Regions from separate parts of the Homo sapiens genome. Here region 2 is linked to region 1. A link is an interaction called in ENCODE POLR2A ChIA-PET data of the cell type or tissue named here. Cell type or tissue: Caco-2. All regions are shown on one strand.

The links. ChIA-PET counts read pairs that join two places held together with the same protein. Peaks named below come from ENCODE experiments on the same cell type or tissue, not always from the same donor. Only the 100,000 strongest peaks of a DNase experiment are listed, where the experiment ranks them.
Region 2: POLR2A ChIA-PET joins it to region 1 with 6 read pairs; 6 of 35 experiments call an interaction of 5 or more read pairs at or near these places.

What each region holds. Positions count from the first base shown.
Region 1 is chr11:68,051,034-68,056,033 of GRCh38, forward strand. CHKA (choline kinase alpha) reads right to left here. Exons shown (of 12, transcript NM_001277.3): 12 at 1,826-3,014. The coding sequence ends at 2,955. It also overlaps a transcript of TCIRG1 not described here. Among named protein-coding and RNA genes, the nearest start is that of MIR6753, 8.7 kb to the left of the region's middle. In Caco-2, no CTCF peak of the experiment used is centred here; DNase peaks (open chromatin) are centred at 248, 518, 1,291, 2,308 and 1 weaker place.
Region 2 is chr11:67,994,488-67,999,487 of GRCh38, forward strand. UNC93B1 (unc-93B1 regulator of TLR signaling) reads right to left here. Exons shown (of 11, transcript NM_030930.4): 5 at 4,686-4,818; 6 at 3,872-3,965; 7 at 3,188-3,312; 8 at 2,115-2,297; 9 at 1,124-1,397. Among named protein-coding and RNA genes, the nearest start is that of UNC93B1, 7.1 kb to the right of the region's middle. RefSeq lists enhancers at 2,458-3,132, 2,471-2,765, 3,133-3,807 and a silencer at 2,471-2,765. In Caco-2, no CTCF peak of the experiment used is centred here; DNase peaks (open chromatin) are centred at 2,424 and 3,222.

The DNA.
Region 1 (5,000 bases):
AGGGGCAGAAAAGGGCCAAGGAGAGATGTTTCCAGCACATTCTAACTTGGAGTGAGCAAATGTCTTCCCAGGCCGGGTCAGGGGAGTGAGCTCCCCATCCTTGGAGGTGTGCACCTGGCTGTGAGCGGGTGTCTGGGTTACTCTCTGTTGGGAGTGGTGCCAATATCCATGCCCTGGTGCCGGGCCTCAGGGGTCTGGAAGTACAGAGCAGTGTGGGGCACCTGAGCCCCGGCCAGTGCTCCATGCAGGGCCATGGTGTCACACGCCCAAGGCCACACACCTGCCAGGAAGGGTAGAGGCTGTCCCCAGCAGCAGACATTACCCAGGACCCCGGGGTTCAGAACAGGGGCTGAGCCTGACTCCAGGCCCAGCCTCCCCTCACCTGAGACTACAGTCTTCCTGATCCCTCCCAGGTGGTCCTTCCTGCGTTGCTGGCAGAATGGGGGTGGCTTTCTGCAGTTCCCTCTGGCCTGGGTCCCACCCCCACTGGGAGGCAGAGGAAGTGCTTCCCAGAAGCCAACAAGCTGCAAAGTGGTTCTTCCCACAGCTGTGGCTGAGGCCAGCTGCTGGGAGGAGCCTGTCCATTGGCTCCTGGACTGCTTTGCTCAGGACCTCTGGATGCCAGGGGTCGTATCAGGGGCTCTAAGGTAATTCCACATGCCCAGCAGATTCAGCTTAGAGAAACGGTGCTCACAGTGCTGGGGTAGGAGCAGAGAAGGCTAAATGAAGGACTCCGGAGAGCTGCAGGTGGATCTGGACCAAATCCAGAACCCAACGCCTTACTCCCTCCTGGGGAGAGAGCTGGGCAGAGACTTGGGGCGGGCAGTGAGGTGGGGATAGGTGAGCAGCACTCGTGGTGAGTGGCCCCAGTGTGATTTAGGAGGGGTGCAGTGTGGGATCCCAGGGACATGACCAGTCAGCCCCGCCCTGGCTTTGACATGGGGGTGCCTGGCAGTGGTGGCTAGAGAAGTCCAGTTTGCCAAGAGAATGGCACATAAGGCACTGGGGTGGGCACCTCTGGGGCATGGACATAGGGAGACATAGGGATGGGGTGGGTCACCTGCGTGGAGGACTGGGCACTGAACAGCACAGGCCCGAGCCCATCCTTGTCCACGTGAGCTTATGGCCTGATGTAGAGACCACCAGGGGCTCCAGGAAAGTTAAGCTGCATGGAGAGAAACGATGGGCCAGGGCCGGGCCCAGGGTGGTTTAGGGAATGGCAGTGTCCTGGGTAGAATAGGAAGGCCTGAGACTGTGACTGAGCTGACAGTGGGGCAAAGTGAAGGAGCCCAGTATTGGAAGATCGGCTCCACATGTATCTCTGCGAGGAGACTGCAAGCGAGCTCGTGTGGACCAGGCAGAGGCGAGGGCTGAGTGAGGCCAGCAGTGGCCTGGGCACAGGAAGACGGTGAGTGAGAAGCCACTGGAGCTCCTGTGCAGGAGCGCAACACCTTTACTGCTTCATTCAGTTTGGCTTCACCTGCTTAAAACTGTAACTCTCTAGAAGGCTGAACAGCAAAAGCCTCCCTCCTGCCCAGCCGCTCAGCATCCCCAGGCACCAGCACTGCTCCCAGTCTCCAACGTCCTCCAGGGCTCTTCGCTTCTGGGCTAGAAGCAGGGAAACCAGAGTGTGCTGGGGAAGAAGAGGAGGAGGTGGAGGAGGGCTGATGATGGGGCCACATGCTGCTGGGATGCCAGCTGAGAGCAGCGGAGCACTGCTAAGCTAAGGGGCTGAGTGGGTGCAGATGGAGCCCTCCGTGGGCTCCTTCAGGTACCAGGAGCCCTGCCTGAGATTCAGGACACATCCAAGGGTGACAGCTTGAGGTTGGGTTTTTATTTTTTTATTTGTATAGTACAATCTCTGTGGTAGCAGAAATATATGCACAAAAAACAATTCAAATAAGAGTTCAGAGTAAAAAAAAGTCAGCTAAGACTGTATCCCGCAGGACATTTCATATATATGGATTTCACAGCTACACTCGATCCACGCCCCACACCACATACAGGCTGCTGTCTCCCACAAGAATGATGATGTCAGGGGCATCAGGAAAGGTAAGGGCCGGGAAACCGGGCCCTTGGAGAACCCTGCCCAGGGGAGGCCCAGCCTACTCACAGGATCCGACACTCCAGGCAGAGCAGAGGGCAGGAGAGGCCCAAAGAGCTAGGTCAAGCAGCTGGCTCCCCTGGGAGGGGAGCCGGGAGACAGGGAGGTCCTCACACTGCCCCCGTGGCCACGCATGGCTGTCTGCACACTCCATCAGGAGGAAGGGCAGGGGAGAAGTCACATGCAGTACAGTGAAACTCATCAGTGTCACACACGCCCAGCAGGAGGGGAGAGCTCTGCTCCACACGCTGGCGGCCTTGGCTGCTCCAGAGCAATCCGCTGCTCCAGCTTCAGCCATGGGACCAAGAGGGTAAAGGAGCAGCTTCTGGAGGCCCCAGGCAGAGGCCACCTTGCAGCAGTGACTGGCGACTTTGCAGTACATCTCTGCTCACTTGCTGTCCCTTGGGAGTGAGCACCGTCTATAACACATCGCCATCTACAAAAGCCTGGTCACAGTGTTCACCAGCACATTCATGAAAATTTAAATCAACATTAACCAAAGTACCTGCAAGTAACACTGCTTACTCTTGCTGTTTGCCTCATCTGACTGGAAACCTTAGCCCCCAAATATGAAATGCCTTCTCTAGATTAAAAGGATTCAGAGATGTTGCACTATTGCACTATATTTCTGCTTCCCGATCTCGTTTCTGAGTCCTAGTGAAATCGTAAACAAGAGATGAAATAAACGTCGCTCCATTTTAATACCGTCTTTAGTATCATACACATGTGTTCAGTAGTGAGCCACCCAAAGCCTCCTGCCACAGGAGCAGTAGTCGAAGCACAGAGGGGACCCCGCTCTGCTGCCTCCCCATGCAGTCCAGTGATGAGGTGGATGGAGTCCTCCCCACAGTCACACCCCAAGCTTCCTCTTCTGGTGGAAATAGGCATCAAACCTTGCTTGGGCGTAGTCCTAGGAGACAGCAAAGAGAAGGCCTCAGCAAGGAATCCTGCTGGCCTGAACCCTGCCCATGTGTCCCCCAATCCCCACCCCAGGCAAGAGCTGAGGGCACGGACCCATGAGACCAAAAGCACAGGACTGGCCTGTGCAGCAGGGCTGCTCGGGGGCCTCGCTGCTCTACAGGTGCAGGCTCCTCAAGCTCCCAGCCCACCCCACACACCTTCATTCTCAGGAGGCCTGGTTTATAGGCATGGGCCAGCCCAGCCCTGCCTCTCAGGATGAACGTCTCATCCACATGCTTAGCACTGCTACCATTCATCACCTTGCTAACCCTGGGTGCTGTGGGCACTGACTGACCGACATAACACACCTTTTAGAGCAAAAGACCCCTGGGACACAGGCGAGTCTAGAACAGAAGGGGAGAAGAGGATGCCCATCGCCTATTTCCCGGGATCTCCTGCAGCATGACTTTTAAGAAGGACACTGAGAGGCAAGGGAGAAAACCCGGCTTGGTGTTCTGTTTCTGCCACTATTTTTCTGGGATTGTGTTGTGTGAGGACAACACAATCTCAAAGACCCACTCCTAATCTAAAAGTCTGCAATTCTAGAAGCCAGGAAGATTACAATTAACTTTTTTGAAAAATTAACTGAGCTGTAATTTCTACTCTACAAGCATGAGCCCATTTTAAGTGTCCAGTTGAGGGCCTTCACAGATGCATCCAGCCAGTTCTCCACCACCGCAGTCAGGAGACCTGTGTTTCCAGCATCCCTACAAGCTCCCATGGGCCTCTTGCAGTTGGCCACAGGCAGCCACCGACTCAATATCTGTCACTATGGACTGGACTTTTCTTTCCTAGAGTAGCACATAAATGCCACTATACAATATGCAGCCTCGTGTCTGGCTTCTCACTCAGCGTGCTGTCTCTGAGTGGCCTGTGCTGTCATGCACTGGTGCCACCTTCCTTTTGCACTGCCGAGTGTTCTCAGTACACGGATCTGGCACTGTCGTATCCACACACCTGCTGACTGGCATTTAGGCTGCTTCCAGTTTGGGACGATTATAAATGAAGGTGCAGACCGGGCGAGGTGGCTCACACCTGTAATCCCAACACTTTGGAAGGCCAAGGCAGACGGATCACTTGAGGTCAGGAGTTTGAGACCAGACTGGTCAACACGGCGAAACCCCCTCTACTAAAAATAAAAAATTAGCTGGGTGCGGTGGCGGGCGCCTGTAATCCCAGCTACTCAAGAGGCTGAGGCAGGAGAATTGCTTGAACCCGGGAGGCGGAGGTTGCAGTGAGCCAAGATCGGGCCACTGTACTCCTCCTGCCTGGGCAACAGAGTGAGACTCTGTCTCAAAAACAGACAAACAAATGAAGCTGCTATGAGTGTTTGAGTGCAAGTCTTGGTGTGGAATTTGTTTTCATTTGTTCTGGAAAAATTCCCCAGGAGGGCTGCTGGGTGGTCTAACCCATCTTCACACTGGCTGTCGCGACTGCATTCCCAGCAGCAGCGCATGCGCATTCCCATTGCTCCATGTGCTCGCCATTTGGGACCGTCAGTTCTTTCAAGTTTTAGCCATCACTGTGGGTGTGTAGGGTATCGCAATGAGGCTTTGATTCACATTTCTTTAATGACTAATTATACAAAACACATGAAAAGATTCTTACTGGCCATGTGTTTCTCTTAAGTGTCCAAATCTTCCATCCATTTATAAAGCAGGCTGAGGCCGGGCGCGGTGGCTCATGCCTGTAATCCTAGCACTTTGGGAGGCCAAGGCGGGTGGATCACCTGAGGTCAGGAGTTCGAGACCAGCCTGACCAACACAAAGAAACCCCGTCTCTACTTAAAAAAAAAAAAAAATTAGCCAGGCATGGTGGTGGGCTCCTGTAATCCCAGCTACTTGGGAGGCTGAGGCAGGAGAGTCGTTTGAACCCAGAAGGCAGAGGTTGTGGTGAGCCGAGATCGCACCATTGAACTCCAGCCTGCGCAACAAGA
Region 2 (5,000 bases), 57 kb before region 1:
TATGAACACTCCTGTTTTGGGGCCCTGCAGGGTGACTTTACCCCCACAGTGCTGCTATGAAGAGACAAGGACCCCCCGGGGTTCACCGGAGGAGATGGGATATGGAGCTGGGCAGAGGGGATGCCAGGACCAGACAGGGCACAACATGGGTTCAAGATACCCAGGCTGGACTCTGCCCAGAATTGGCTATCCTTGGGCAAAACGGCCAAGAGACTGTGGTGCAGTATGAGGCTCCAGCCCCTGCTACAGACAGAGACACAGAGCCAGCCTCCGCCCTGCCAGCAGCAGGCATGACCTCGGCTACTCCACACCCCCAAGGATGACGTTCAAAACTGTTCACAGCTTCGGCCCATCAGAACAGACACTGACATGGATGCCCGGCAGGACTGCCCATGTGTGCTAGCTGTGTTTCACTGCGTGTGCCCATCTGTGGTCAGGGAGCATCCTGGAGCTGAACATGGGCCCACCCGCTGCCTTCTGCAAACAGGGCCCTGTTCCCCAGCAGCCCAGACCTGGGGCCTGGACTCTGGTACTGAGCAGACTGGGTTGGGGCTGCAGGCCTGCTCCTCTCTATACAAAGGCCCATGTCTGTATCTATGCCATGGGTGTACAACAGGCCACTTGCTCCTACCACATGCTCCGTGAAGCAGAGACCAAAACATCTGCTCCAAGTGTCATGAAAACTATGCCAGGGTAAGCCCTGTCCCCTGGTATGAAAAGGGAGAATCCCTGATGTGTTTTTCACACTGTCCCTAAGGGGTGTCCACAGAGCCCCACACCTGCCCCATGTAGCCACGAGACTTCACACTGACCCTCCAGTGTTGATGGGGCCCTGTGCCCGCTCTGGGGTATTAACAGAATGTCCATGGCATGGAACCCCCATACCTGTCTCCAGGGTGTCCACACCCTACCCATCTGTCCCCAGTGTGTCCATAAGACTTCCCTTCCACCCCCGGAGTGTCCACAGGAAGCCCCACCTGCCTCTGCCATGTCCACAGGACCCTATGTGACCATGGGACCCCATATCTGTCCCTGGGATGTCTATGTCTCGCCAACCACCCACAGATAGCCATAAAGCCCCCTGCCCCGCCCCCCCCCCCCCAGTGCCCACAGCTATACTCACTGCTGAGTCCAGTCTTGTTCAGGGCACTGCCCACACCCCAAAGGGCAGCTGCCACATAGAGGATCCAGCTGTGTTGCAGGACCCGAGGCACAGGGGCCCAGAAAAAGAGGATGAAGGTGAGCAGCAGGTGCACCCCTGCTCCGGCCACCAGGGGCACCGGGCGTGGCAGCCACAGGCCCAGCAGGCCCAGGAGTGAGGCGGCTGAGGCGCCCAGGCTGTAAGCCACGAGGAGGTAAGCCAGCCGCTCCAGCCCCACCGAGCACACGCCATAGCCCTGCGGGGGGACAAGGGGTGAGTGTTGAAGTCTGGAACAGCCCAGACCACAGTCTCAGCCCTCCCCGCATCGCGGGGGTGCCTCACCCCCCTGCGATGGGGGTCCTAAGAGCCAGGGGGGAAGAGGGTCTGGCTCTTACTCCCCGCATCGTGGGGGGTGCCTCACCCCCCTGCGATGGGGGTCCTAAGAGTCGGGGGGAAAAGAGGGGTTGGCTCTTACTCCCCGCATCGCGGGGGGGTGCCTTACCCCCCTGCGATGGGGGTCCTAAGAGCCAGGGTGGGGAGAGGGGCCCCCCGCGATACGGGGAGTAAGAGCCAGGTGGGGAGAAGGGCTGGCTCTTACTCCCCACAAGAGGTGTTCCTTAGGCCACACCCTGCCCTCCCTGGACTGCCTGACCTCGCTCCAAGGCTCAGGGGAAGGTTCTGAGGGCAGGTGTGAAAATGCTTGGAATGTCCCTAGACACCGTGGGCTGTACCCCACAAGGAACTAAACACTCTGTGGGTGCTATCCCATTTCGATTCAGAGAAGTTAAAATAACTTGCCCAAGGTAAAGGGGGGACGGGGGTAAGAGAGGGAAGAGAAAGCAGGAGGGGGATATTTGGGATATACATGTACACACTTACATATGTAATTAAAAATTATTCTTTGTTTACTTGAATTCAAATTTACCTGGCTATCTTGTCTTTTGTCGGGCAATCCTTTGCAGGCTGTACTTACCAAGGCGATACCAGTGCAGGCAAAGAGCACCTCGAAGCCGCTGTAGATAAAGAAAGGCACGAGGTGGCGCAGGCGGTAGTCACGCACGTGCTTGAAGGGCAGCTGGAAGATGTTGCCCCAGCCCACGCTGCGCAGATCGATCTCCTCCGTGGGCCGGTAAGCGGCTCCGCACAAACCCAGCACCTGCGAACCCATTACTTGAAGGGGCGGCCAGCCAGGCCCAGGCCTGGCCTCCAGGCTTCAGCCCCGCCCTTCAGATGCACCACGTGCCTGGGCCTTGCCCCAGCTCGGCCCCGCCTCCCAAACCAGGGCCCCGCCCCTGAGACACTCCCACAGACCCAGGTCTTGCCTTATCCCAGCTCAAGGCCCCGCCTCTCAGCACAAAGCCACGCCACCACACTCCGAAAGACGGTGGTCTTGCCTCCCAGCCCAAGGCCCCATCCCCTCTCTCTCACATACACACACTTCACAACTCACATTCAGACAAATCCATAGACTTCAACCTTCCTTCTCAGCCCCGCGCCAGACCTCAGCCCCGCCTTCCAGGCTAGTCCCCGCCCCTCGGACACACCCACAGACTTCGGCCCCGCGTCCCAGCACTAGGCCCCGCCTGACACAGCCACGGACTGGGCCTTGCCTCCCAGCTCCATCGCCAGGCTGCAGCATGCCAACGCCTTAGTTCTGCCGTCCAGTATCACTTCCAGTTTGAGCCACACCTTCCAGCCCTCACCCTTGGTCCTGTCCCCAACCCCCTCACAGGTCTCAGTCAGTCTTCTAAGATCTTGTCTCCAGCTCGAAACTGTGGACCAAGCCTGTTCCCTCCTTCCCCTGGCCTCTGGATGCCCACGCCTGCCTCGGACCACAGGCCTCAGCCCCGCCTCCGAGCCTCATGCCCGCTCTGCAGCACTCGGCCCTAGCTCCCCAACTCAGATCGCGCTCCCAGGCCTACGGCCTGCCCCGAGGCCACAACCCGACCCAGGCCATGCCATCCGATCCAGACCCTTTCTCGCAGACTCGGTCCCCAGAACCACACTCTGCTTCACTGACTGTCCTGCCCCCATCCCGGGCCGCACCAGCAGCATGGCCAGGAAGGCCACTGCCATGAGCACGCTCTCCACCACAATGAGGTTTCCGCTCCGCGGGAGCGTCCGCAGAACCGTCTTGTTGAAGCCGCTGAGGATCCCGTGGCTGTTGGTGCCTGGGAAGGGTGGGGGTGAGGGCACCGTGAGCAGAGAGTAGGGCACACAGTCAATCCAGCCACCAGGGTGGAGCCACGCAGGCCGCGGAGGAGCGGTGGAGGGCGGGAGAGTGAGAGCAAGGGCAGAGTTCCTTCAGAGAGCAGTTTGGAGGTTTGGACCACTGGGGCTGGGTTTGGACCACTGGGGCTGGGTGTTCCCCGGGAAAGGGGCATCTTTCCCCTGCTTCCCACCCTATTTCCCCAAGGCTCAGTGGACCTCACATTTCCATGCACACCCCCTGCACTGATTGAGCTCTGACTGTTTGCCTGGCCCCAAGAAAGATCCCACTGGCAGCCTCAGCCCAGATGGTGCCTTCTCCAGGCAGTCTTCCCCGCCCACCCACTCTCCTGGCTGGGTCAGATGTCCTAACTACTTACTCCTACAGGGCCCTGTGTCTTGCCCACCAGAGCCGTGGGGCACTGGGCTGCCAGCCCTGAATCCTGTGAGTGAGGGCCCAGTGTCTGCTGGGGAAGTAAGCAGGCTTTGTGGACTCCTCCCCAACCCCCAACAAGGACTAACCGCAGCTCTGCACATTGTACAGCGTGTGGTTCAGGTCATACAGGTAGTGGTTCAGGAAATAAATCATGGGCAGCTGGGCGCAGGCGAAGCTCAGCTGCAGAAACAAGGGCAGTTGGGACCAGACTCAGGCACAGAGCCAGGCAAGGGACACAGGCATGGTCTGGGGAGGGGTCCAGGCACAGCCTTGGGGGAACAGGGGCCTTCCCAGTTCTGGGAGTAGTGTGGTTACAGGGCCGCCCAATGAGGAAGACCTCCTCCTGGCCAGCATTGTGGAAAAGGGCAGATGAGATCTCTATCTCTATGGATGAGCAAGCTGGGGTGGGCTCAAGAAAGGAAGATGGGCAGCCTGGGCAACATAGTAAGATCCTATCTCTACAAAAAATAAAAAATTAGCTGGGTGTGGTAGCACACGCATATGATGCCAGCTACTCAGAAGGCTGAGGTAGGAGGATCACTTGAGCCCAGCAGTTCAAGGTTGCAGTGAGCTGTGACTGCACTACTGCACTCCAGCCTGGGCAACAGTGCAAGACCCTGCCCCCAACCCCCACCAAAAAAAAAAGAAAGAAAGAAAAAGAAATGAAGGTGGGGCAGATACAGTGGTGTGCGCATGTAGTCCCAGCTACTTGGGAGGCCAAGGTGGGAGGATCACTGGAGCCCAGGAGTTCAAAGCCATCTGGGCAACATAGTGAGACCAGGCCTCTTAAAAATAACAATAATAAAAGAAAGAAAGTGGGACTAGAGGGTTGAGACTGTGGATGGGCTCCAATGCGTGGGTCTGCCCCTGCCACCCAACAATGGCCCACGTGGCACTCACATGGAAGAAGCTGTAGAAGATGGCTTGGAAGACCAGGAGATAGGGCGCGTGGGAGCCCCGCGGAGGCCGCTGCTTCATCCCCTGCCCATCCTGCTCCTTGTAGTGGGAGTACTCATGGTACTTCTGCGCCATCCTGGACCACAAAGGAGAGAAGGCTCTCCCCAGCCCGACCTGTGCCACTCCTGTGTGTCCTGCACCCAGAGCTAGGAGCAGACCAGCCCCGGTGTGGGGAAACTGAGGCCCAGAGGGCGGAAGGGGCTTCCTGTGGTCCCCCAGCCAAAGTTGGCAATAAAGTGGAGGCTTGGCCAGGTCTCC